Regions from separate parts of the Homo sapiens genome. Here region 1 is linked to region 2. Evidence: read pairs that join two places in POLR2A ChIA-PET (ENCODE). Cell type or tissue: Caco-2. All regions are shown on one strand. Each heading gives the region's core, and the rest is flanking DNA. Links, peaks and the distances in the headings are about the cores only.

Region 1 (5,374 bases), core at 97-5,096, 90 kb before region 2:
AGAGTGCACAATGATAGGGGGCAATAGCCTTCCATCCTCTGTAGCCCTGGCCTGAGAGTTGGACGGGGTAGGAGGGGGAAACTAGAAAAAGAGGGAGGGCAGACAGGACCACATGAGGAATTTCACTTTACCACTTTGGAGGAAGTCAAGAAAGGAAAAACAATGATTATAAGCAAATGACCACTAGCGCAGACAACAGCCTGAAGACCAGTTGGCCTAGACGTGAAAGAATGGGAGTATTACGGGTGCTTGTACTGGTAATAATCCACTTACGTTTTTGAATACCACCTTTTTATAAGAACCACCAAACAATTCGGCTTCAATTAGACAACCAGGCTCCACCTTGCCATTCTGAAGACAAAGGCCATATCATTTATATACCTATTATAATAAACTCCCTATTGTACCACTGGGCCTTGGAACAGTAATAATTACATAATACATGTATAGCTTTCCCCACATTTAAATGTTAAACCTATGGCAAACCATAGGCCATTATTTATGCAGAAAAAGACATTGTGGATTCTAAAAAGCAAACTTCCTATTGGAAGTCACTTGCATTTTCCAAATTTTGTGGAGGCAAAATTCTTGAGAAAGCATCATCAGTTCCTCCTCTCCAGCCATACCTATTCCCAAAACAAGTTGTTGTTTTCAGAATTGCACTTTAAAACACATTCCATTCTGAGAAAATATAACTAGAGTGCAATATTGTGTTGGTATTATGGGCTCCCAGAATTTTAGAAAGGCCCTTAGAGTTCATTGAATCCCACTCTTTTTTTAAGAGCTGGAAAAGTGAAATGATTTGTGCAAGGCCGTAAGTATTACTAATGGCAAAGCTGGGCCTAGAAGACATATCTGACTGAATTCTCTATCCTTGCCCCCCATCCCCAAGACCACCCCCACCACCTTGTGTCCTGGGCAAGGTATATATACTTCACCTTCTGATTCTATTCTGCGCTTAGATAACCTGGGATCACTAGCTTATCTACAAAAATAACCTACTTGAGTCAAATATTATAATACATTGAACAAAAATGTTTAAAATCACTCTATATTATTCCTGGAAGCTTCATCTTTAAAGCACTTTGAAATCTATCACTGTATTAAAGTCAAGACATTTCTATGTTTGTTGTCTTTTGTTAATGTGCTTTGTCTTTATTATTTCCCCAGGCTTAGTTTTCTCTACTTTTGATCAAACATTTCCAGGTGAAGTCTACACTAACCATCTTTTCCCAACCACAATAAGAGGTATTTGCTGTTTGTTTGTTTTCCAATTCTCTCTCAGAAACCCTTGACTGACTTCCCATTTCCCTGTGTCTAGTCACTTCCTATCTACAGCTTTGCAGCAGCTCCCCTCACCATTTTATACAGTATTGTGCTGAGCCTTAACGTGAGGAAAGAACTCTCTCCCTCCATGGGAACTAAGTTGCTTGCTGTTCAGGGAGGGGGAAAGCATGGGGAAGTCGTGGGATACTTGGGAAATGTAATGTCTTAAGGACCTCCTAACCGATGTAACATTTCTGACTTGTAGAGTTAATGTCTTTGAAGAAACTTGTAATAATGCAAAACCTTAAGTTTGCTCAATTAACAAATTAGTTCTATTTTCCAACTCTGGCAAAAGGATAACGGTTATCTTCCATTCAGCACTGGTCCTTATCAGTAACATCAAACAGGGTCTCTATGTACAGATAATGGAGGCATAGCAGCCACTAAGACAGAAGCAGATGCATGTAAACACGTTAGCGCAGTGGTGTCCCATGGTTTCCAAGACACACTGGACAGAAGCCAAATCCCTGGGCCTTAAGAAGTCGAGCAGAACGGCTGCAAACCCTGCAATGGAAGGCGCACACACACCATCAGCAGAAAGCATCACAATTCCAAGAAAAATCAAAACCAAGCAAAAACAAAAGAGAAAAAGATAGAACCAGTACTCCACAGAAGAGAAATTAAAAAAATATAAAGGCAACATTAAAACCCAAACACACTTTTAGGTTTTTACTTAATTTTTATTATCCAATTTCATTTTCTGTCCCACTTGGGACTCTCGTTCTGGGTATTCCTCTCAGACTGCACTGAGAAAGGGTAAACTCTGAGAATGAGGCCAAGAGCTTCCAGATGTTTAAATACAAGGAGGCCAAAGTAAATGCTACTCTTACCTGTGGCGATGCAAATGACCACTGCAGCTCAGGGAGATTAAGAAGTTGATGAAAGCAACCTGGTAGACTTTCTGCCAAGTATTCTTTGAAGGCAAAGGAAAGCACTTTTTCCCTTAAGTGTTAAAGATCCAGGAGAGAGTCACTGGGAGCAAGTGGATAATTTAAATAGGTTTAAATATGATTCTGCACCATAGGAGGGTTGTGGGGTAGGGTAACCTGCCTCCTGTGATTGCTGTATATGAAAAACAGTGCTACACCAAGTTCCTTGGCCATGGTGCCTCAACTGCATTCTGCACCAGGATGAAGGTGGGGCTTTTATTTTTGTGGCCAAGCGCTGCCCAAAGTCCAAGAGAGATGAACATTTAGGAGAAGTTCAAATGTGTTTACCTGCCACTGATGTCTATTTAAAAGCAGTGGATAGGAGACCCTTACCCCAGCCATCATGCATATATAAAGAACATGCTATGGCCAGAGAGATACCTAAAAACTGGGCACACTTCTCTTCTTGCCTTACATACTCAATGAGCTTTGGGGAAAGTACTACCAGGAGGTCATTCTTAGATAGAACACCTGATGTCCCCATAGAGCAATGTCTTTTGGGACGCTGAGATCATAAAACAGTCCAATTAGAGTTGGATCCAGGGTGTTTTAAAAAAAAAAAAAAAAAAGCAGCAGCAGCAGCAACAACCTCCTGGCTCTCCAAAACAGCTAACTTGGGTTAACTGACTGATGGGGAAGTCTGAAGAGAGTCTAGCCAGGATTTGGATTTGATTCAACCACATGCAGACAATTCTAAGTAAACTGGGGAATGCTATGTATTCTCGGGATTGGTAGGTAGGTACCCCAATGCCTCATCTTTTTCTAGCCCCTTGGCATGGCCATTCTAGCTATGAGTCAGGCTCTTGGAAGTATAAGTGCAAATGCCCAGCCCAGTCCATACCTATAAACTTCCACAGACCTTTGTGGCCATGTAGGTAATTCTGCTTTTATAAGGAAAGGAGCAAGGGGGCAGGAGAAGGAGGCGTGCAGGGTAAAAATATTGTTAAAAAAAAAATCACTGGGTTAATGTTCCCCATTTTCACATAGACAAGGTTTTCTTTTCCTCTTTCCAGAAGCAGGTTCTTTGATTCAACAGTGCCAACTGCAGCAGCCTCTCCTACCACTGCCCTACAAAGGACTCTTTTTTTACCCATAGGATCTTCAAGTGGCTACAAAGAACAGACACTAATTTGCTATTTTCCATCTAAGTATATAGACTCAAGGCCCATGTCTTACTACTTTATGTTATTACCAAATTCCTCATCAAAGTAAGATTTTACTATTCTTACTTTCTCTAGATCAATCAGCTCTTTAAGCTGGAACTGGCTATAGATCTCTCATTGTGTCCTCAAAGAGAAGGTGAAAAACCCAGAGGATCTTTCCAAAAGTGAATGTCCCCTCAATTATAACCAGGTTTGATGTGGGGCCAGAACTCTTCTTGGCCAGGAACGTTGGTTCTGTGGTGGCTTCTCCCTCTCTCTGCTTCTCAACATAAGGTAGCAAGTCACTTTCAAGAAAGAGAGAGAAGTGGCCACAAAAGTCCCGGTGTCATATGTCTCACGCATACCTGCTACAAGGAGAGGATTCTGAGCCAGCTGGTCAGCTCACCCCATCACTATGAGAAACCAGGTTGGAAGTTAGTTTCCTCTTTTTTCAAGACACAAAGAAAAGGCCAGTGTGAGTGGTCCCCACACTATGTCTGGAGTTCCCATGCTCTGGGATAAGGTACACTGTGCCAACAGCTACTCATCAGAGTCAAACCGTGAACAGGAATCAACTGCAACTCTGACTTCCAAACAGTGTGATGGGCTAAAAAAATAATAATTTGCAGCTTAGTGTCACCTGGCTCCTAACAGCAAAACATAAGAAGGAAGTCCCAGGCTGCTGCTTTTAAAGAGGAGACTAATTAGCAGGCCCAGTGAGGAGTACACTGCTGCAGTAGAGGGCTGTTATCAGAGAAGCACATGCCACGGTTTTAGAAAAGAAAAAGAGCTGGAACTATGAAAATATCCAAGCTTACATGCCACCCAACAACCAAAACACACCACCACACTGCACCCATGGCAACATTCCCATCACAACAAGATGACACCAAGTCACAGTTAAAGGAAGAGGCTGGGCAGACACAAACTTAAAACCATAGAGGTGAAGGCAGCTACTTAGAGAGCTTCAAACAGAAGAACAGAAGAAATAAAAAGTAGTTAGACTGGGGAGAGAAACAAAAATAGAAAGGCACCAGAGAAGAAATCAGCAAAAGTATAGCAGGAAACCTACTACAAAATCAAAGGGGAGGGAAAACCATTTCAACACTACCCTCCTTGGACTGCCTGGTTTTATGAGTTTTAATTTAAGCTTCCCAGTTCTCCCTCCCCAACTCTTCCCAACACAGATGATTTTGGACAGTCACGGATTTCCTCAAGTTCTTTGTTCCTGAGAAGAAAGACACAGAGAAGGGTTGGGGGATAAGGGAGGCAGAGAGAACGGCAAAGAAAAGAAGAAAAAAAGTTGCCACAGATGTTTTCATACACTACAACCAGAAGGGTCATGGGATTGAAAAAAAAACGAAGACAAGGGGTGGGGTGAGTGATCATACTGGGGAAGAGGGAAAGGATGCAGAAGGGAAGGGTCATTGGGCCACCTCTAATGACTACAGTACTACTACTGTAGGGTGCTGGACTCACTCTGAAGGACGCTTATGGTGGCCTGGGCTCGAATCCATGTTATGGAGGGGTTTTGCCTCAAGTCATTCCTCTTGGGGTCGTTGCTGGCCCTGCACTCGTAAGTCCCAGAGTCCTCCAAGGTGAGCCGGGTTATTCTCAGCACACTCACGCCGTTTGACCCGTAGGCGGTGTTTACGGTGACACGGCGCTTCCGAGCACCGTCCCACAGCTGTCTGAAAGACTCTGCCCGGTTGACTTCTGCGTACCACCACTGGATCTCTGGCGTGGGGCTCCCGACCACGTCACAGTACAGCTCAAAGGCGTCCCCCGTGAGCTTAGTTTCTGACATGGGCGACTTGACAAACCCAGCTAGAGGGAGGGGGAGCAGGAATGCAGTGACAGGCCAATCAGAAAAAAAAAAAAGAATCAACAGGTGTTAATAGTAATTTAAAGAAAAGAAAAGAAAAAAGCAAATGAGTTGCAAAGAACAAAAAAGGATTCATTTTTAAACTATAAAGA
Region 2 (5,374 bases), core at 317-5,316:
TTCAAGCCTGCCTGGATATTGGCAGTGGGAAGTGGGGGGAAGTGGGAGGGAACGAGGGATGAGTCCAGGTTTTGAGCATAGTCCTTCCTGTATATCTAGAAGGGGAAACAGGTTTTGGGGACATGTGATAATTCAATTTTGCACATGTTGAATTTGAGGAACCTGCAGGATGGTAGGTAGATAAAAAGTGGGATAAGGCTTGTCCCAATCTGGGTCTTTTGGGATTGGTTTGTGACCTCCTTGGGGAACTTGAAGCAAAACTGGAGATAGCACATTCTGAGTCATCTACTACTGTGCTGACCTAGGAAGCAGGTTGTGGGGAGGTGGGGGGTGGGAGGGATAGAGGTGAGAGGGGTAGGGCTGCTGTCCAGAAAGAATGCATGAAGACAACCTTCCATCCTGAGTTTTTCTGGTTCTGACGGGAATCTCTGTGTAGCACCTCCATTCCTGAGTTCCCAGGGACAATCAGGCAAACATTCTCTGAACCAAGGAGACCCCTGCATGATGGGATGGTCATTCTAGCTATCTGTGTCCAGATCCAAGTGTCTGAGTCTCAGATGAGCTGGTCCTACACATGTGCTATCTGTGCCCTGCCCAAGCTGTTTCCCCCTCCTAGGGGATCAGAGCCCTCTCAATCTGCTGCTTCCAGGAATGAGAGCCAATACACATTTCCTTCCCTCCTGACCTCTGCTCTTGAATGATTATTTTAAAATCTCCCCCCATAGACACACTATAAACTGCTCTGTGATGTTCCTTCACTGTCCACCATGGCTGAGTCATGCCAGATTATAAATCCCTTAGGACAGGACCAGCGTCACCACCGCAAGGCACAAGGCACAGGACTGACTCTTTGTGAAGGGAAGGAAAGTAAGTTTCTCTAGATCTGTTCAATGCCACCTCCAGGGTCCTGCAGCAGGGCTCCTAGCTCCCTCAGCCCAAGGACACCTCTCCATGTGATGCTACTTCCCCAGGTTGCTGGGCCAACTGGAGGCTACTCATCCTGAGACCTGTAAGGCCAGACCCAGGCTGGACGAGGCTGGTCAGGGCCTGGCAGGGCAGTGGGGAGCAGCGTGGAATGGTCCAGAGTTCCTGGAGGTGGTCAGGGACAAGACAGCTGGGCCTCTCTGCTGTCATCCCTAGGAGCAGTCAGCAATTACACAGACACAGCTGCTGTGTGATTCAAAGACACATATGCACGTAGACTCAAATACAGAGTTGCTTGAATGTGTTCACAAATATACACACCCGGCCGGGCGCGGTGGCTCACGTTTGTAATCCCAGCCCTTTTGGAGGCCAAGGCGGGTGGATCACAAGGTCAAGAGATCGAGACCATCCTGGCCAAAATAGTGGTGCGCACCTGTAATCCCAGCTACTCTGGAGGCTGAGGCAGGAGAATCGCTTGAACTCAGGAGGCGGAGGTTGCAGTGAGCCGAGATTGAGCCACTGCACTCCAGAGCCAGACTCTGTCTCAAAAAAAAAAAAAAGACAAAAACCCCCCACAAATATACACACCCATGCACCACCACCCCTACCCATACACCACACGCACACTTAAATTCAGAGGGCAAATCCCGGTTCCTCCCTTCATAGCTATGTGTCCCCAAGTTACTTAATCTCTTTGTATCTTAATTTCCTTATTTCCGATCTGTAAAAATGAGAATAATGGTATTCACCTCAATGAGTTGTTGTGAAGATTAAATGAGATAAAATGGTAAAGAGCTTACAACAGTGGCAACACATGCAGAGAGACGCACATGTTTTCATACTCATTTCCCAAGCCCTGCCCAGTACTGCCACTGGCACTGGTGGTGAGCCTGGCAGCAGTACAAGGTTGGAGTCCCTTCATCCCTTTGAGCCTTGGTTTTCTCATCTGTGAAATGGGAATAATAATATCTAGCCGGCGGGGCTGTTTGGAGGAACTAAAGAGGCCCAGCATGGAAAGCTCCTAACCTAACTCTGGCCCACAAAAGTCTCCCTACGTTTTAGCTGTCACTGTCCCTGTGAGGAAGAACAGATCCAAGAACAGGTGCAGGGATGGGCTGCACCACAGCAAAATCTGGACAGGCCCGACCCCCATCTCCTCCCAGGCTGGAGCGGGGCCCTGTAAGGACAGAGCCCAAGGCCACTAGGTGTCAGGCCTGTTGGAGCCAAGTCCGGCCAGCAGTCTGGGGTGGGGCTGGGGGCAGGGCTGGTCGGATGGCCGTGGGTGGAAGGAAAAGAGGAAAACCAGCTCAGTGGAAATTGTCCTGCGGTTGGCTCAGGCGCCCACGACACTGTATTTATAGAGAGCTCCTTGCAGCTCTTAATTCCTCGCAGTCGAGTTAACCCTTTCTGGGCTGTGGTGCCAGCATGGTGTGGAGGAAGAACCCAAGACTGGGGTTGGACAGCAGGATTCCAGCCCTGTTCTGCCGCCAGTCGATGACCAGTCAGTCACCTATCCCCTCTCGCAGAAAGGAAGATTCGGCTCTTGGAAGTGTGGGAACGGGGTGGGGGATGGGCAGCGCCCTGCTCCGGGAGCCGAGGGTTTTCCCCGCCAGGGTCAGGCCTGGGGGCGGGGCGGGGCGGGGGCGGGGGCCAGGCCGTGTGCTCTGCCCAGCGGGCTGGCTCAGGCCTCGGTCAGCAGCCGCCACCGCGGGGCCAATCCGGCCTCAGGGACGCACCGGAGCCGCCTTTCCGGGCCTCAGGCGGATTCTCCGGCGCGGCCCGCCCCGCCCCTCGGACTCCCCGGGCCGCCCCCGGCCCCCATTCGGGCCGGGCCTCGCTGCGGCGGCGACTGAGCCAGGCTGGGCCGCGTCCCTGAGTCCCAGAGTCGGCGCGGCGCGGTGAGTGCTGGCGTGGCGCGGGCGGCGCGGGGTGGGGCGGCCTTTGTCTGCTGCGGGCCGGGCCTGGATCCCGCGGAGGTCCGCACGTTCCCGCTCAGGGCTGCAGGAGCTGAGCAGGGCGCCTTCCCTCCGGGCTCCTGCTCCCCTGCCCTCCCCCAGGTCCGGGCGGCCCCCCTCGCACAGGAGTCCCGGGAACCGCGGGCGCCCCTCCTGCCCTGGGCTGTGGGGCCCGCGGAGAGCTGGGGGCTCCCGGATCCTACCCCGCCCCCCTTTCCTCGGGTTGAGAGGGGCCCGGGCGCCGTCGGACCTGCAGACCCCGGAAGCTGCGGACCGGGCCGGGTGGGTGAATGCGCTTTTGCAGGCCCCGGGTCTGGAGCGGGCATGGGGGCAGATCTGTCCCGTGTTGAAGCTTAACGAAGCCACCGGCCGGCGCTGGGAGGTTAGCGGGGTCTCGGGTCCTGCAGAGGAAAACGCCCAGCTCCGGGAGGGGAGCGGCGGGGAGGGAAGGCGAGTGGTTAGGCGTGTCCACTCTGCAGGGCCCAGCAGGGCGAAGGTGTGGGCGACTGGTGCACTTCCACAGGCAGCCGTGGGCAGCATGAGGGGTCAGATTCCGGGAAGGACAGGTAGAGACGGCTGGCAGGGGCCACGGGGTGAATAGGTGTTGGGGGTGGGGAGGGAATTGGGATGGGCAGTTTGGGCTTGGGAAGCCTCAGGGAGGTGGGGGGTGAGGTGGGATGGAGAGGAGATGCGGGCGACGGTGGAGGGAGGTGGGGACCCCGAGTGGGGGCACACTAGAAGGGAGGGGATTGAATTCCAGCGCCCAGGGCCCTCCCTGCGACCGTTTAGCTAGCGAATTGGCAGGTTTGGCAGCCTAAGGCAGGGGATTTATTTCTAAGCCAAACCTGCTCTAATGAGAAAAGCGTGATAGATGACTCAGATATGGGATCTATCACTGAGGGAAAACATTAAGCAAATAGTAAAGCAAAAAAGATTTGTGTGTGTGTGTGTGTGTGTGTGTGTGTGTGTGTGTGTGTGGCGGGTGGGGGGGTGTTAGTTGTCTTAATTTAGAAAAACGATTTACCTTCAAATTGGATGTGGATAATTGTAAATGAGTCTGATCTCTTCATTAAAGCCCGGGGTCCTTTTCTTATAAGCATGTCTTCAGCAGTTAGTTTCTATATTAGAAAGTAATGAAGCTGCTTTGTCTTTAAGAGAGTTCTTTATTTAGTGCGGCCTCCTCTAGTTCCCTCTGGCCTCCCAGAAGTCCCTAGGAAATCTGATGCTGTGCAGCCTTCCTTGTAGTGTGGGGGACTGCAAATAGGTGGGACAGTTTGAGGCTGAGGGGAACTGAAGTCTAAACTTGAAGTCTAAACCTGTCCGATGGGTTGAGCTGATCTGAGTGCAGGGCAGGATGGAGGGCTATGGGGCTGTAGGGTATGAAGTGGCTCATTTCAAGGGAGTATTTTGGGTGAGTACATTTTCCTGATATCTGGAGTTCTTGAGATTAAGCACTAACACTTAGGGTAACTGTTGACCGTGGAAATTTACATACGTCACCGTCAGCTTACTGGAGTATCCTGATGTGAATGAAATTTTCCTTCATGACTTTGGGTCAGCCCTGTGGACCTCAGTTTTTGTTCTGAGGGGTTGTATGGCAAGGGGACGCTGGCGGGAGAGAGCTTCGTTCCTGCATTAAGTGGCCTCAGTGATGCAGTCAGGGTCCCATGACTGACCTTTGGAGTTCTTCCATGTCCTTATGGCATTACTGGTGGTTTCTCCTGCCTGCAGTAAGCTTTCCAGCTTACTCTAGACTCCTGTGCTGTGAGACATGAGCTTGTCAGAGGTAAGGAGCCTGTGTTAATGCAAGTCTCAGGTGAGAAGGGGTGTTGGAATCTGAGGACCCTGTTTTCCTTCCTGTCCCCTCTTCAGCTCTGTCCAGGCACCACCCGATGGAGGGTTGGCTGAATGTCTCATGTTCATATACCTGACAGCTGGCTTCGGTGCTTTAATATTTATGGAAAGGACAGTTATAGAAGTGTGGTCCCTTCAAAGTAGTCCTCTGGGGTGTCTGTGTCCTTATTAGGTTGACTTCTGAAACTTCCTGTGAGAATTCCATCATTAAACTTTGGCTTTCTCTGGAGGGGTAAATCTTTGTTCTTTGGAGTAGGATTTGAGTTTGACAAGGAGCTGGACAATGCTGTTTGGAGTCAGAGATGCAGTGTGATAAGAGAGCTGTGAGTTGGAATTCCACAGCACCTAAAGAGACTCCTAGAAAATGTTGTAGAACAAGTGGCTGGATGGTACTTGGTTGCACATACGGGGTTTGGGGTCTGTGCAGAAAAATGACCAAATCCAAGCAGCCTCTGAGATTATGACCACATGGGGGCTGTTAAGCTGTGGATCTGAGTCATAGGGTCAGGGAAAGAGGAAAAATGGCAAGGAGGATGACGTTACTGCCCATGAGCTTATCCTCTGAGTGGGTGGCGACTTCTCATTGTCCTTTTCCCACATCCCCAGGGCAGGAGTGTTAGGGAAGTCCACCAGCAAAAGGG

What was found. Peaks named below come from ENCODE experiments on the same cell type or tissue, not always from the same donor. Only the 100,000 strongest peaks of a DNase experiment are listed, where the experiment ranks them.
Region 1: POLR2A ChIA-PET joins it to region 2 with 6 read pairs; 4 of 35 experiments call an interaction of 5 or more read pairs at or near these places.

The regions. Positions count from the first base shown.
Region 1 is chr15:73,592,146-73,597,519 of GRCh38, forward strand. NPTN (neuroplastin) reads right to left here. Exons shown (of 9, transcript NM_012428.4): 2 at 4,877-5,224. Among named protein-coding and RNA genes, the nearest start is that of NPTN-IT1, 25 kb to the left of the region's middle. In Caco-2, for the core only: no CTCF peak of the experiment used is centred there; no DNase peak of the experiment used is centred there.
Region 2 is chr15:73,681,639-73,687,012 of GRCh38, forward strand. CD276 (CD276 molecule) reads left to right here and starts at 2,745. Exons shown (of 10, transcript NM_001024736.2): 1 at 2,745-2,822. RefSeq lists enhancers at 1,634-2,142, 3,160-3,666 and silencers at 2,526-2,575, 2,696-2,825, 2,836-2,965, 3,126-3,175. In Caco-2, for the core only: a CTCF peak has its summit at 2,092 (motif pointing right); DNase peaks (open chromatin) are centred at 2,153, 2,573 and 3,363; H3K4me3 peaks cover 2,048 bases.